Linked DNA regions of Mus musculus: region 1 is linked to region 2. The links are chromatin loops, found by intact Hi-C in ENCODE. Cell type or tissue: heart. All regions are shown on one strand. Links, peaks and the distances in the headings refer to the core of each region. The heading gives the core; the rest is flanking DNA. Region 1 has its middle 4.3 kb from the start of Spidr. Region 2 holds the start of Mcm4 (minichromosome maintenance complex component 4).

Evidence for each region. Hi-C counts contacts between places; a loop is a spot of excess contacts. Peaks named below come from ENCODE experiments on the same cell type or tissue, not always from the same donor. Only the 100,000 strongest peaks of a DNase experiment are listed, where the experiment ranks them.
Region 1: a loop joins it to region 2, with 6 times the contacts of the local background. A loop is called at or near these places in 3 of 42 quality-filtered maps.

The regions. Positions count from the first base shown.
Region 1 is chr16:16,146,993-16,155,332 of GRCm38, forward strand. No RefSeq gene overlaps it. Among named protein-coding and RNA genes, the nearest start is that of Spidr, 4.3 kb to the left of the region's middle. In heart, for the core only: CTCF peaks have their summits at 2,550 (motif pointing left) and 3,905 (motif pointing left); no DNase peak of the experiment used is centred there; H3K4me3 peaks cover 227 bases; H3K27ac peaks cover 180 bases.
Region 2 is chr16:15,633,920-15,642,216 of GRCm38, forward strand. Mcm4 (minichromosome maintenance complex component 4) reads right to left here and starts at 3,481. Exons shown (of 16, transcript NM_008565.3): 1 at 3,192-3,481; 2 at 2,702-2,863; 3 at 2,267-2,430; 4 at 2,074-2,175; 5 at 1,311-1,406; 6 at 1,130-1,225; 7 at 520-658. The coding sequence starts at 3,261. Prkdc (protein kinase, DNA activated, catalytic polypeptide) reads left to right here and starts at 3,947. Exons shown (of 86, transcript NM_011159.2): 1 at 3,947-4,123. The coding sequence starts at 3,970. In heart, for the core only: no CTCF peak of the experiment used is centred there; DNase peaks (open chromatin) are centred at 3,572 and 3,882; H3K4me3 peaks cover 2,906 bases; H3K27ac peaks cover 1,881 bases.

The sequences.
Region 1 (8,340 bases), core at 124-8,123, 510 kb after region 2:
TAGGGAGCCTGAGAGCTGATCTACAGGTCATCCTCTCTCCTAGCTAAGCAAAGCCTTAGAGCAGTAACCAGTGATGTGTTAGAATAGCGGGTCACCAAGAAGCACACTAGGCCCAGGCAGTTCAACGTGAAGAGGTTTTATTGAGAGGGAGAGATAAGGGAGTGGCAGAGAGAGAAGAGAAGAGAGCGAGGAGGGGGTGTTCTCCTTATTTATATGGAAAATGATGTAACACAAGTAAGGGTGGGAGGTGAGCCAAGTGAGTTCTGGGATATGGTGGTCGTTGGCTTGGCAGCCGTAAACTAGAATTCAATAATTATTGTTAATTAGTAATAAAACATAAGTAAGCCAGGAAAAGGAATAGTACTTCTCTAACTAATGAGGAATTCTTAAATATAAAATTCATAAATATCAAGAGCAAAGATTTCCTATTTAAAAAAAAAAACTATAGGAACACTAGTTGGATTTGTTATAAAGTAGGTTTCACATACTATAGATCTGGGAAAAGCCAGAGAGCTTACATTCTTAAATTTCTAGATGCTGGTTCAGGGAACATTTTAATGTGGAAGATGAAGCCGTTCCTTGGATGTTTTAAAGCGCTAGGACATAGTTGTCTATGTATGTTCAAACCAGCAGGACAGAGAGCTGCTACTTGAGTGGAAACTGGATTAACAGGGTTTCTAGTGTCGAAAAAAACACTAAATAAGTCCTTGTCAAGAATGTGTTTGCATGGGACTTAAGTAGAAACTAGATTAGCGGAGGCATATTCTATAAAGATATATATTGAAGAAAATATTAAATAAACTATATTGTTGAAAACTTGGAGTGGACAATGGAAAGGATTCTCAGAAAGTTGTATTTACAGATGTGTACAGAAGAGGAGCTTAGAGCCTGGGTGGTGACTTTATTCTCTAACTGAAAGATAGGCAGAGTGGGAAACAAGGCCCTTAATGAATTAAAAATACTACTGCAAGTGGAGCAGTTTTTGATATGCCATTCTGCAAAGGGGGACTACAGCATAGGAGAAAAAAGGACAAAATGACTGGCTTACTGACGTAACACAAGACAGTGGGGTTTTCTGTCTGCTTTGGGTTTCTGTTTGTTTCTTCCACTGGTTAGCTTGTTTGTTTGTGTTTGTTGAGACAGGGTCTCTCACTACTTAGCCCTGACTATCCTAGAACTTACAGTGTAGACCAGGCTAGCCTCAACTCAGAGATTTTCCTGTCTCTGCCTCCTGAGTGCTGAGATTACTGCTGTGCACTACCGCACATGGCAAAATAATATTTGTTTTGTTGTTGTTTGTTTGTTTTTAAAGTCCGAGTTGCAAAAAAAAAAAAAAATCCTGCCCTTCTTTTCCCATGGGCTGATATTTTAGAGAATTACAATTTTCCCAAATTCCCAAAAGTAGTGAATTCAAGGCTGTCTTAGGCTACGTGAAAGGAAACACCAAGTTTAGTTTTCTCTTGGAATAGTTTTCTTAGTCTTTCTAGAATATGTGGTTTTGCTATTGGTTTGTAGTCCTTCTGCAGCACTAATACAATGCTAGCTTGTCACTTCCTCTTATAACTCTCACCTTCCCTGAATATTTCTATCCAAACTTTTATAGATATAGATGTGAGGTCTACTGGAGTGTTCCAGGAATGCCTGCTGAAGTATATAGGTTCTTGTGTCCTACTGCAATGAATTGGACCATGGCTCTGTGATTAGAAATACAGATATAGTCTATGTAAAAATTTGAAACACTCCCAAGAATGAGAGTGAGCTACAAACAAACAAACAAACAAGTGTGTTCCAGATACACTGGGTCAGAGGCCTATCACTTTTTATGGGTTATGTACAATATTCATACAAGTTTGGGCTTTCAATGAATATATTCCATTTGTTGAATGAATACCAGGTTGGGGGTGGCTTCTTGCCATTCTCTGCTTATTGATTTCTTTTATATATTAATATTGATATAATTTTCTCTAGTCTGTTCTCTCCTGCCATAATTCCTTCCTGAGAGCTGGGATCCCAAATGTCTTTTTGGCAAGCACAATTATGATCAATGAATCCTCTACAGCCAATTCCAGGCTGAGAGGCGCAGACCTACCTAAAAAGGACCACAAAACTCCCAACCTTATCTGTTGATTGGGAAAGAGACTATGTATTTTCTATAGAAGGAAATAGTTGGAATCCTGCACCACAGAGAGTTTAGTTTGAAATGGTTGCATGTCCTAGGTGACACAAATTTTACAAGATTGAAATGCTAGGCTTAAGCAAGAATAAGATGATTATGTAAATTGATAATCCAATCAAGGAGAGATCCATGAAAGCCATGGCTGTGTGCATTTCAGGATAGTCATTCTTTATAGTTTGTTCTCAGGGCTATGGTTGTGTGTGTGTGTGTGTGTGTTTTTTTTTTTAATGCTGATAGCTATATATTAAGAATATGGCAAATGGGGCTAGAGAGATGACTTAGAGGTTAAGAGCAATTGTTGCTCTTGCAGAAGACCCAGGTTTGGTTGCCAATAACTTCAATTTCAGTTCCATGTGATCCACTGCCCTCTTCTGGACTCTGTGAACAATGAATGCATATGGTTGGTACACAGACATAGAAGCAGGAAAAACAACCATAAATATAAAATAAAAATAAATTAAATCTTTTTTCAACACAATTTAGTGAGATAGAAAAGAACAACTTCAAGAAAAATGATGATGGTGAAATGCATTAAAAGGAAGAGAGTGTAAAGCTTAGTCGTTTGAGTGCCAACAGTATCAGATGAAAAATAATGCAACAAACCAAAGCATGATTGAAGGTTATCAATACTGATGAGTTTAGATGAATCTATCTGAATGCATTTACATACATAGAACTTGGAGCCTGAATATGACATAGACTTTCCTACATTATCCTCCTTATGAATTCTTCTCCTTTAGATTTTTGTATACTCTTCAGGGAGCAATGCCTCCCTCCACTTGCCCAAGTAATGCCATGGCAAGATGAGGTTTTCCCCCTAGCTTATCACATTTAAGGACATTATGCATACAGTTTCCATTTGGCCATGAGACTTGTGAGCACATCTGGAGAAAGTGTATGTTTATCATTGCTGCTTTGTCCCTGCATAAGCTATTTGGAATAGAAAACCAGTAAAGGGAGCAACACCCCTCACCTGGAGTGCCTGGTTCTGCTGACTCTAGAATCAGCACTTCCTATTTGCACAATATATGCTGGCTAACATTTAGCCTCGGAGGTATCCATGGTCTATATGGTCAAGAAGATAAGTATCTCATCTAAGCTGTAGAATGCTTTGAGAGCTGTTCCATCATTCCCTAGAACTAAGCCTAAAAACAAGGGTGAAAATATTGGCTGTCCTTTGAGTGATTGTACCCTCACTGGCTTTAGTCTCTAATTATGGTTGTTGAATGTCAGTTTAAAAAGTATTGAAGCATAAATTGTGCTTTAAAATCTAGATGTTGCCGGGCAGTGGTGGCGCATGCCTTTAATCCCAGCACTTGAGAGGCAGAGGCAGGTGGATTTCTGAATTCATGGCGAGCCTGGTCTACAGAGTGAGTTCCAGGACAGCCAGGGCTATACAGAGAAAACCTGTCTTGAAAAAAAAAAAAAAAAAAAAGATCTAGATGTTATACAAAACTTAGACACATTGACATAGATAATTTTTAAATAAACTTTTAATGTCTTTTAAGACTATTTTTTCTAATTAGAAACCAGACACAGAGAAAAACAATAAACAACTGTCATAATAAAACACACACAAAAAAAAAATCTTTATTTTTAACAGCACATTGTGGTGGCCTGAATGAGATATTCACCACAGTCTAAGGCATTTGAATACTTGGCCTCTGGTTGGTGGTACATTCTGTTGGGGAGTTTTAAGAGATGTTGCTTTGTTAGTAGAGGTATGCCCCCTGGGGGCAGACTTTAAAACTTTAAAGACCCATGCCATTTTGAGCCACTCTTTCTACTTTCTGCTTAGGATTTAAAATGTGAGTTCTTGAACTCTCATCAAAGAAGTTTGACTTCATATATGTTAATTAACACAGAGAATGGATAATGTCCAGAGAGTGAGAGACTTTGGAGCACTCAACCCTATATAGAATGCTTTTATCAAACTCATCCCCTCAAGGCTCCTGGACATAGGTAAAAGAGACAGAAAGACTTTAAAAGCAAAAGGTAGAAGATGACTCCAAAGAAACAGGACTGATGCACATATGAATACAGAGAATGTTAGTAATATCACACTGCACAAGTAAAAGCCAGACAGAATCCCAGCAGAGAATGGTAGTAATGTACTACAGGGGGACACCAGAGAGTGCATATAAGGAAACACCAGAGAGCAGTGGTAACATACTATAGGGAATACCAGAGATTGGTGGGAATATACTATATGGTGGGGACACCAGAGAATGGTGATAATACACTAGAGAGAGACATCAGAGAATGAGGGTAGTATGCTATAGAGGAATTCCAGAAATTAGTGGTAATATATTATGGGGGGGGGGCTAGAGAGTGGTAGCAATATACTATAGATGGATGCCATAAAGTGGTGGTAATAGGGGAATACCAGAAAATGGCCAAAAACCACCACAGTGGGCACCAGAGTGGTGGTAATACACAACACCATGGGGGACGGCAGAGAATGTTAGTGATGCACCCCAGGGAACACCAGGGAGATAACTTTATAATTATACTTGTGCAACTCCAAAAGTTAGCAGATTTCTATAACACCACTTGTCCTACAGCTAAACATAATCCCAACTTATACTGAAACAAAAAGGAAACACAACCCAGTGAAGAGATAAAGGATTTGAAAATGGCTGATACACACCAGGGGAACATAAAATTTGGTTCCCCCAAACAGACCAATGAGAAACTATTAAGGAATGCCTCTCAAGAAAAAAGGCAGTAACTGCTCTAGTCACTCAAACCTTTGGTAGGAAAGGACTAAAATCCTCAAGCAAGTAACCAGGACCTGTTATCTTTGCCTTTGTTGTGACCCAGAGATAGTGTCAAAGAACTACCCTTACTAAAATTCATGCAAAGGAGATGCACATTCCCTGGGGAAATATTGACAAATAGATTTTATTCAGATGCCTTTCTGAGGTAGAAACAATACATTTGGACAGAAAAAGCAAAAGAAGTGGTTGAGTCCTCATCAAAAAGAGTCAGTCCTCATGTTGGATTCCCAAAACCTCTTCAAAATAACAATGGGCTTTATTTATCTCAAAAATATTTTCACGCTTGAATATAGCATTCTGTGGGTAAAAAAATGCTTGCTGCACAAGCATGAGGGTAAAGATGTTGGATCCCTGGAACTCCTGTGGATTCCAGGTGGGCTTTGTGGCCATCTGTAATTTCATCACTCAGAACATAGATATAGAGGAAGCTGACATAGGGCAGCTAGCTAAATTAGCCATTTTCACAAGGTCTGGCTACAAATGAGAGACCCTGCCTTAATGAAAAAGTTGGAGAGTGAATAATAATGACTTCGGAAGTCAGCTTTGGCCCTCCATTCATATGCATATGTGCACACATAGAGACACACACGGAAAGTGTACCTAAATACATTTAACCATATATGCATGTACATACATTACACACATGCACATACTAAATATTTGGTTAAGAAAGGGAAAAGAAAAGGTGACCTAGGAGAGCTTCCTGTTCCTACTGATTCCTAAAGGACAATGCACTATTATATTTGACTTAAAAGACTGCCTTTTAGCCGGGCGGTGGTGGCGCACGCCTTTAATCCCAGCACTTGGGGAGGCAGAGGCAGGTGGATTTCTGAGTTCGAGGCCAGCCTGGTCTACAAAGTGAGTTCCAGGACAGCCAGGGCTACACAGAGAAACCCTGTCTCGAAAAAAAAAAAAAAAAAAGACTGCCTTTTCTCTATTCCCTTACATCCTAATGGTAAGAAACAATTTTCATTTTATGTTTCTACTTTAAACAATCAACACCCAATGACTTGATATCAATGGAAGGTTTTCCCACAAAAGATGAAAAATAGCTTCTATCTATGCCAATATAATGTACATAAAGCATTTTAGCCAGTACTGAATAAATTTCTGAAAGTACTCATTATTCATTATGTGGATGGCATTATACTCTCCAGCTCATCTAATCTTAATGATGACTTAAATGACTGTTTAATTTTTATAGTAAACAAACAGAAAAAGGAAAATTTGAACATAGCTCTGGATAAAGTACAAAGCATTTAACTTATAATTATAAGTTACACTATTCAGGATACACTATTACTAAACAACAAATATGCCATCATCATCTCCACTTAGAATTTCCCAAACAATGAACCTTCAATTATTTACCAAAAATATTTGAACTATGTCAATTATGTACATCTTTATCTGCCTATTACTACTAAAGATTTAACTCTGATCTTTCATTTCTTTCTGGAGACTCTTGATTAAATACCATAAGAAACATAACACTCAAAGCATAGAGTTTTAGTTTATTAAATAATTCTGCTGCTGAAGTGGTAGCTCATAAAATTAATACCTTATTTTATTATTAATTACTTATCCTTTCTTCCTCCTCATCACCTACTGAAATTATATACCAACAAGGTGATGATATTATAAACATGTATGCATGTCATAATTCTTTACAATATGTAACTATTTATAAGAAATTATAGATTTATAATATTATAGATTTATAATATAATAATGTCTTAGCTTACTGCTAAAGAGCTGCAGAAATCATTGTGCTATTAATGTTAAATAATTGCAGACTTATTATTTTTCTACACCAGTAATAATTGGTAGGTAGCATTAACATAGTACTCAAGATGTATAAATTATCCTAAAGATCTCCTTTTAATACTTTTTGACAATACCCCACATATATTACCTAAAACTACATCTAAAAATTCTATAGATATTGTTCTTAATGCTTTTATAGATGGCTCTTCAAAAGGACAAGGAGCTTATACTTTGTATACAAATTCTATGTTCTCCCCATGAGATACAGGCAGGCAGGCTGGCAGACAGACAGACAGACAGAAATTTGTACCCACTCCTTGTTATACAGCTCAATACTGACCTCACTGTAATCACTCAGCTTTTGTTAGATGTTTCTCGTTCTTTGAATATTTTAACTGAATCTGTATACTGTGCTCAAACTGTTTCACTTTTAGAAACTTCGAGACCTAACCCAACTCCCTGTTCACATTATCTCACAGTCATTTCTCTCCCTTCAGCTGTTTATATAACCAGGAGTTCAATATTTTTTCATAACTCATTTTCATGTTTATTCTTATTTCCCAGGATCATTAACATTTACTAATGCTTTCTTTGTGGGCCTATCAAAAGTCTCATGACCTTCTTCACTTTCTTATTATTCTCTCACACCACTACCATCTACTTACAGAATTAATGCTCAGGTTTTAAATGATAATGCCATTCAACAGATATTACTCATATCTCAGAATTTGAATATTTGAGATATGTTCATGTAACAATTTCTAATATGATTATTTCTTCTGCTCACAGGGGTGGAACAAGATCAGATGCCATTAATAATTCACTGGCATCTTTTCCTTTCATAATTCCTTTACAGAATTTTGCAATTTATAGAAATTAATCATGTTACTGGAATCCTTTAGAATCCACAGGGTCAAGCTATTGTGGAACAACTCCATGAAATCCTTAAGTGGCCAATTTTAAAAGGGAGGTGGTTATATACCCCCACTTAAATCCCCACATACTATGTTACATTTAGCAATTCTAACTTTATTTTTTCCACTTTAAAAGATAAATTTTTTGGTTGCCCAACAGCATTTTACCCTAAAGGAGACACAGCCTAAAATATATTTTAAGAGGAAAGATCTAGAAACTAATCCATGGAAATGGTCCAGTATTCTAACATTAGGAGAAGTTATGCTTGTGTCTTCCCAGAAAATGAATGAAGTCCCAGATGGCTCCTACTCTGACGCATCTGACTAGGACAGCATTCCAGAGACACACACACCCCCACACAAATAAAGTGTCTGAATGGAGACAACAAACCCATCAAGAGGAGATGTTCCAAGAGGAAGAGGAAGCAGACATCAAGGAACCTTGGGGAGACAACAGGGACTTAATTCTACTGACCCCAAAATGATGCTGTTATATTTACTAACTATATTACATGTTAATTCTCAGTTTGCCAATGTATAATACAAATTCATTTTAACAGCTGAGTAGTACTCCATTGTGTAAATGTACCATATTTTCTGTATCCATTCCTCTGTTGAGGGGCATCTGGGTTCTTTCCAGCTTCTGGCTATTATAAATAAGGCTGCTATGAACATAGTGGAGCATGTGTCCTTCTTACCAGTT
Region 2 (8,297 bases), core at 298-8,297:
AACACTGGCTCAGAAATCCCTGCTTCAGCCAGTCACAGATGCAAACAGCATTTTCTACTTTCATCACTGATTTCTGTTATCTAAAAGAAATTCTACCACATTCACTTTTCAAACGGTCCAGGACTTTGCCTATCCCCTTAGGCACAGACGCTTACCTTCTGCCCATGTATGATTTATCCCCAAGCTAGAATTCTTTCTTAGGTTTAAAGGAGAGCTCAGACACTAGGTTTGCTCAGCAACTGCTTTTATATTTGAGCCACTTTTCGGGTCTTCAGAATTTTTCATCAGTGATGAAAAAAGTGCATACCTACTAACTAGCAATTTATTATATTTGAATAAATTAATTACAGAGTAACAAATTGTTAAGTCATTTCTATCAGGTATTCCAGTTAAGTTAAAAAACTGCATACCAAGTTCATGAAAGTATACAGAATAAATCTTTTCAACTTATAATTTAATGCTACACAATCCTTGAGATCTCTTTCTACATAAGGCATTTTACACTACTAAATATATTACCTTCTGGATTCAAGTTTCTCATACTCTTTGTCTTCAACGCATTAAAAGGTCTGACTTGAATCTGATGTTCTAAGATGGAGTCAGGATAACGGTCAAAGAAGATCTCATTGACAGCCATGTCAAAGGTTGGTATAACCTCCTGTAAAAACAAAGATGTAGGAGATGAAGAGGTGACTCAGGAGTTGAGAGCACTTGTTGCTCTGACGATAGGACTCAGGTCTCAGCGCTTTTATCAGGTGGCTCGTAAACCCCTTAACTCTAGCTCCAGGGGTCAGAAACCCTCTTCTGGGCTCCACAGAATCAGGAGTTCAAGGTTCTCTTCAACTACAAAACTGCTCCTGAACACTACCCTGCCTCACCAGCTCCCAATTAACACCCCATCCCCAACCCAAAAAAGATAATTTACTTCATGATACCCAAGAAACCACTAATAAAACTCATTATTTTTAAGAAATACTACTCGTTAGCAAATATAAAACATATTCATTTTAACTGCAGTTGACAGTTTTAGAAAATAGTCAACCTTAGCAAGCAGCCTTTTACCCAAATGTAAAATTCTCCTTTCCAGGAACCTTTACTATGATCTGGAAGCTCAAAGTCAACTTCTCACCTGTGGGTAGGAGATGAGCTGTCTATACAGATTTTTGCTAAATGATTTTATGTGTTCGCAGTTCACATTTAAAAATGGCTCTCCTGTAATATTAATCTGTAAGACATATGGACAAGTCGTATTTTACTAATTATATTATCTCAAAAACCAAAACTTTCACTTGTAAATCATATTTGATTACCTCTCCAAGTTGTTGCATGTACAAAGGTTGAGTAATATCTATGCCAACATTTTCTTCTTCTTTGGCCAGAGGATCAGTAAAACACTGAAGGAATCTCTAGATGTAGAGAAACAATACTAAGCATTAATGAACTTAGGAATATGTAACTATTATTAAAATGCAAAACAATGAGACCAGCAAGATGGTCAGTAACTAAGGATGCTTGGCTGGAAGCCTGACAACCTGAGTTGATTTCCATAACCCTCACAGCGGGAAGAACCAGCCCCTACAAACTGGCCTGAAACCTCCAAATAAAAGCTGTGAAGGGCAGGTACCCCTGCCCCCAGCAATAAATATGTGACAAATTTTTTATGAGTATATAGCTATCTGTACACAAAAATAATTTCTCTGTTTTGGGTTTGAGACAGGGATCCCATTAAGAAGCACAGGCTGGCCTTGGACTTGCTGTAAGCATTTACTACCTAGCTGCTCGTGGTGGCATGCACTTTTAATCACACTCAGAAGGCATATGCGTGTGTGAGCTCCAGGAAAGACTGGTTAACAGATCCAGCTCCAGGATAGCCAGGGGAACATAGAAAAACCATCTTGAAATACCAAGAACTAAGGAAAAAAAAAGTATATCACCATTTTCCGCATGGCATATCCCTTTTCTGGAATAAAATCTAGACCACTAACAACCTGCTATTATGCACCATGGCTATTCACACATAGGTTATACTTTCACCCGAAGTCTCAGACTGAGTTTTAGTGTACATAAGCTTACCTGAAAATTCTCTTTACATGTTGCCACATTCACATCTGTTCCCCAAATCACAAGCTTTTGGCCTAGAGACTGTTCACTTGGTACGATGTCTTCTGCTGCTGCCTATTGAGAAAGCGAGGATAGAAACATGTTAATGGGATGACCTACTTTATGCTCTCAAGGTAACACCATCAGAGATCTGCTTTGTACTCACGCCATCAGACTGCAGATCCACCTGCAAACCCTTTCGTGCTGAGCCCAGATCTGGCCTCTGCCTTACAGGTGTGCCTCTCACCCCACTTCTTGGGGTTCCTTCCACTCGCGAGCTGGGAGTGCCATATGTCAATGGTGAACTAACATCAAAGTCCAAAGGAATAGCTATAAAGACAAGATATTTAGCTTTACCATGAAATCCCCATAAGCACATCAAATCCCAATTCCGGAATGCTGTTTGACAATTTAAACAGAATACTTTACTGCAATCTTTCATACCCCAATTGTAGTTCTACTATAAAGTATGCTTTCTTTGCTCACTAGGTCCTAAAATGTACCAACTCTGCTTCTCTCCTCAGGTGTTTCAGTGAAGAATCTATCAGTACACACAGAATAATAGCAACTGGTAAACCAGCAAAACCGACGGCTGACCCACCTAAAGAATGCATCTGAGGAGGGCTGGAAAACAAGGCATTCTGTGCAGGTGGGCTCTGCAGGTCGGCTCCTGGTGAGGTGGGCATTGGCAGTAGCTCTCCGGTGGAAGAATCTTCGCCTCTACGTCTCCGATTGGGTGACGACCTGCTTTCCTCACTTCGAACTTCCGTCATACAAAACAAAAAAGACGATCAACGCTCAAGCTTAGTCTTCCAGGAAGTGCCTTAGGGTAGTCATATTACTTAAACAAGAACACCCCCCCCCCAAAACCCTCAAACTGGAACAGAGGGACAAGGTGTAGGAAAAGGTGGGTCAACTGAACTGACCACGCCAGACTGCCTGGAGACGAGAGCCCAGTATGTGGGTGACAGAGGCTACTATATGCTCAAGGCCTGTCAACCACACACCAGGCTCGAAGGACTCAGGACTTTCCACAGTGCTGCGGGAAGAGACACGAGGCGGAAAGGGGGCAGATGAAGGAGGGAACTCACGGGACTGGGTTGGGGTGACTCGTCCGCGTCGGCTGCTGCGGCGGCTCGGGGTGGATGCCGGGGACGACATGGTGCTGTGGTTGCTGCGCGACAAAAGAAATCTGGCTCTCAGTTGTCCCGCTCCGGGACCTCTCGTACCTCGGATCCGGGTTAGTTGCAAACGCGCACAAAACGGCGAGTCAGGGTTCTGCGCCACCCAGGAGAACGTTCCTGGGCCCGCAGGGTGAAGCGATTCCCGCCAGCCGCTCTGTCGTCACAGCGACCGAAGACGCCTGGCCAATCAAAGAGGCAAGCGCGCGTAGCTCCGCCTCCGGAAAGCGCCGTAAGTGAACTCTGAGAAAAGGTTTCCGGCCAATCACAGCGGCAAAGGCGTGTAGCTCCGCCTCCGGAAGGCGCCACTGCAAGCCGGAGGGGGAGTTCTCGACCGCTACCTAGGAATTACAGCCTAGATTCACTTGCACGCCCCTCGCCTTGGATGGGCCAGCCTGCAGCGGGATTGCGTTTTGGCGGGAAACCCGGGGCCGGCACAACTCCCTTGTGTGTTTACATTTGCGTTGTCCCGAGTGCAAACACCAATCTGTGATATCTCCGCATGGTTAGACTGGTTCTGTCCCTTTGCATTCCGATGTGTACATGTTAAACGCTACAGATCTGCAGGCCGGTGCGCGTCTTCACCCCCCCACCCCCGCGAGAGTATAAGGGAGCAGTTCCGGCTGGGCCTTCAGGGAAGAGCTGGCTAGAGTGCTGAGACGCGCATGCGCGAAGCGGTGCCGGCGTGATGGCGGAGGAGGGAACCGGCGTACGGTGTTGGCTACTGCAGCTGCAGGAGTTCCTGTCCGCAGCAGACCGCTGCAGTGCTGCCGGGGCCAGTTACCAGCTGATTCGTAGTCTGGGGCAGGAGTGCGTGCTGAGCACTAGCTCTGCAGTGCAGGGTGGGTAAGGTCCCTAGACGCAGGGCTCAGCGTTTCTCTCCGTGGTGCGTGTAGTCAACGTCCCGTAAAGTTTATGGAATTGGTAGATGTGTATACTGCTCTCTTCCTAGTATCTGAGGAAGATGCTTTAAAACAGGTGTTGGAAAATGACCACCAAGTTTGGTAGTCATTTTTATCCAAAGTTGGATGAGAGTGCAAGATGGAAGTATTTTCTTCCAGAATAAACTCGCTTGAACTCAATAGGACCTTGACAAAAATCCTTTTTTCGTTGCACCATGTTTTCAGAATAATTGCAAAAATTAATGAAAGTCATGCAATTCTGTAGACATTTTTATTTTTTAGGTTAGGTATTTCCTATCTTGGGCTATAGCCCAAGATAGTCTGGAATTTACTATGTATGTAGAACAAGCCTTCAAATACTGGGGTTATAGATGTGAGGTACCACACGTGCCTTGCTCTTTTTAACCATTTAGTAATTGATGTGTTAAAATAGAGGCTCGAATCTGAACACAGCACACTGGGCCAAAAACAGTTCCACGTGTAAGAGGTTTGGAGGGGGTGGCAGAAAGAGAAGGCGCAGAGAGAGAGAGAGTGAGAGAGGGAGGGACATTCCCTTTATTTATATGGAAAATGACAACACAGGTAAAGGTGGGAGGTGAGCCAAGTGGATATTCTGGGAATATGGTGCCTGATGTCTTGGCAACAGGTCTGCTGGCCTTGCTGTCGCCTATGTGATGTCATAGGTTTGGGAGGTCCTGATGCCAACATACCTCCCTTGTTATAATAAAGAGAAGGAAAGAAAAAGGGAGGGGAAAGCCATGGTGAAAAGGGAGCAAGGGTGTTGTGTCTCTTAAGCTGCTTCCTGTTGTCTAGGGTGTCAATTTTGGGGGGTAGCTGGTTTTCACCATCGGGATCGACTTGGTAAACGTTCACATCAGGTTCCTCTGTGGACAGCAGCTCTTCTGTGGGCAGCAGCTGGCAATACTGTAACAGGAGCTGATTAATATTTGGTTAGGAATTTTTTGTATTTCTCATTGAAGGAATGTAGAAACAAGATTAATGAGGCAGGGAGCAAATAACACCAGGAAGATGACTAGGAAAGGTGCTTATCCCAGCACTCGGGAGGCAGAGGCAGGCGGATTTCTGAGTTCAAGGCCAGCCTGGTCTACAAAGTGAGTTCCAGGACAGCCAGGGCTACACAGAGAAACCCTGTCTCAAAAAATAAAAACAAAAAACCCAAAACAACAACAAAAGACAAAAACAAAAAATGAAAGGGAGCATCCACTTCCATATAGGATTTTCAAAAATCCCAGAACTGGAGGCCTCACGGTCCCTGAAGTTCTCTATGTCTGACTGTAGCTCCTGGGTTTTATTTCTCACTGTCCTGGATTGGTTGATGTAGAAACAGCATTTTTCTTGAAGGAACAGGCAAAGACCACCTTATTTAGCTGTCAGGACATCTAGCCCCCATCAGTTCTGAAGCACCCCAGCTGCCAAAGAATCGACCAACAACTCCTGTCTCCCACCTGGAATCCCATGGGTCTTGTATGCAGAAAAAGAGTGTCTTGTGTTGATAGAAGAAATGATTGGTCTGTGATCCTAGCATATGTATTTGACAAAACCAATATGGGCAGCCCCCATATTGTCTGGCCATTTTCTACAATAATCTTTTATGTGGTAAAAGAGAAAGCAAGTATAGAAATCATTATATTTAGATGGGATAACAGATGACAGCAATTTGGATAGGTTCCTAGCATCCGGCTACGGAGGAGTTTCCTGACCCTATTTGGAAAGACTGTTATGGGGCGGGGGGTTCCTTGCACCTAGAATCGCCAGATGTAAGGGCTGCCCTGGATGGAAATGAACAGCAGGGGGGAGGACAAGAGACCCATGTCTAATCCAGTGAGGTCAAGCTTGGCTGCTGGAGTGGAGTCTCATTTTTCTGGGATTGGGGGCAAAATAGGTGGTCTTCACGTCCTCCAGAACTTAACAGAGCATGGTCCTGTTAGGGTCGATGTGTATGAAGAAGAGTCATTTTTAGGTGGAGGAATGTAAGGTTTGAGATGAGACAGATGGACCCAATGAGAGAGTCCATGGAGTTTAGCAGCTGTAGGTGTCGTGAGGATTACCTTAAAAGGGCATTTGGGGGAGAGGGGTGAGGGTCAGTGATCTGGAGGGGATAGAAGGACTTGGTCTCTAATGCTGACAGGCAGTGGACAGAACACAGTGTGTGGCCAAGGTAGATGGTGGTCAGCAAAGTTCCATAGGAGAGAATGGAGGTGGCAAATTAATGGGGTGAGTAGATGGTCTGAGAGGGGAGAGCATTTGTGTGAAAGACCAGGAGTTAGGACTGGATGTCCATACATGAGTTCAAAGGGCAAGATGAGGAGAGGTCACTTGGGGAGAGCTCATAGCCTGCAAAGAGCCAGAAGTAGGAGTTTTACCCAATCAAGGTGAAGTTCTTGTGACAGCTTAACAAGACTGGTTTTTAAAGAGCGGCTAGTTCTTTCTACTTTACATGAAGATTGAGGGTGTAGGGAATATGAAAATGCCAGGGGATGTCTAGGGCCTTAGATAGTATTTGAGAAACTTGGGAAGTAAGTTCGGGACCATTGTCTGATTGAAGAGAGGCTGGGACACCAAATGGAGGGGATGATCTCTAGGAGGAGATCAAAGACTATCTGAGCCCTTTTGTTAGTTGTGGGAAATGCCTCTACCCACCCCGAGAAGGTGAGAAGGTGTCTACTAAGACCAGGAGGTACTTAGCATGTCTGACAGTGGGCATGTGGGTAAAGTCAAGTTGCCAGGCAGTTCCAGGAAGTGAACCTCTAGCTTGATGGATAGGAAAAGGGGTGCTACGATACGTTCAGTTGGAGTCAGACGCCTGACAGATTTTGCAAGAAGCAGTGATAGATTTTAAGAAGTGTAAGTCCTCAGGAGTAGGCTGTAGGTGGGTCTTAGAAGAGGACAGTGCTTGGCTGTTAGGATGAAAGAGCTGGTGAAGATAGGACAGAGTTTGGCGGGTGTCAGGGGGTGAAGGTGGAGATGTAGGTTGTAGTGTAAGAGTGTCCTGGGGAGGATGAGACAAGTCTAGGCCCCTGAGGGCGGCAGCTCTAGCTGAGTCCTTAGCCATTCTGCTTGGTGTGAGGTGGCATCTCAGGGTCATTTTGATTTGCATTTCCCTGATGACTAAGGATGTTGAACATTTCTTTAGGTGTGTCTCAGCCATTCGAGATTCTTAAGTTGAGAATTCCTTGTTTAGCTCTGTACCCCATTTTTTATAGTGTTATTTGGTTCTCTGGAGTCTTAATTTCTTGATTTCTTTGCATATATTGGATATTAGCCCTTGACTGGATGTAGGATTGGTAAAGATCTTTTTCCAATCGGTTGGTTGCCATTTTATTCTATTGATAGTGTCCTTTGCCTTACAAAAGCTTTTCAGTTTTATGAGGTCCCATTTGTTGATTCTTGATCTTAGAGCATAAGCCATTGGTGTTCTGTTCAGAAACTTTCCCCCTGTGCTGATATGTTTGAGGTTCGTTCCCACTTTCTCTTCTATTAGATTCTGTATATCTGGGTTTTTTTTTTCCTTTGATTTAAGTTTTATTGGATTATGATAAGAAAAGATACATAATTTCAATTTATCTGAATTTGTTAACATTTAAAAACATAGTTTGAGTAAATAGACTTACATCACATTCTTCTTTCCCTTTTGTACCCCAAATCCTCCTGGAGAGCCCCCCATTCAAAATCTGCAATACCTTTCATTTTTTATCATATTCTTTAAAATTTATGAAATATTATAACACTAAAAATAAGTATTATAAAAGTTGTTTGATATAAAACAGCAGCCAATTGAACAGCCTTATGTAGATGTTTGCAGCAATATTGAAAATACATAACGTTTTTCTCAATATAAATCTTTTTTTTTTTTTTTTTTTTTTTTGGTTTTTCGAGACAGCGTTTCTCTGTGTAGCCCTGGCTGTCCTGGAACTCACTCTGTAGACCAGGCTGGCCTCGAACTCAGAAATCCGCCTGCCTCTGCCTCCCGAGTGCTGGGATTAAAGGCATGCGCCACCATACCCGGCTTCAATATAAATCTTATTTTTATTTATTTATTTTTATGTTTTTGGTTTTTTGAGATAGGGTTTCTCTGTGTAGCCCTGGCTGTCCT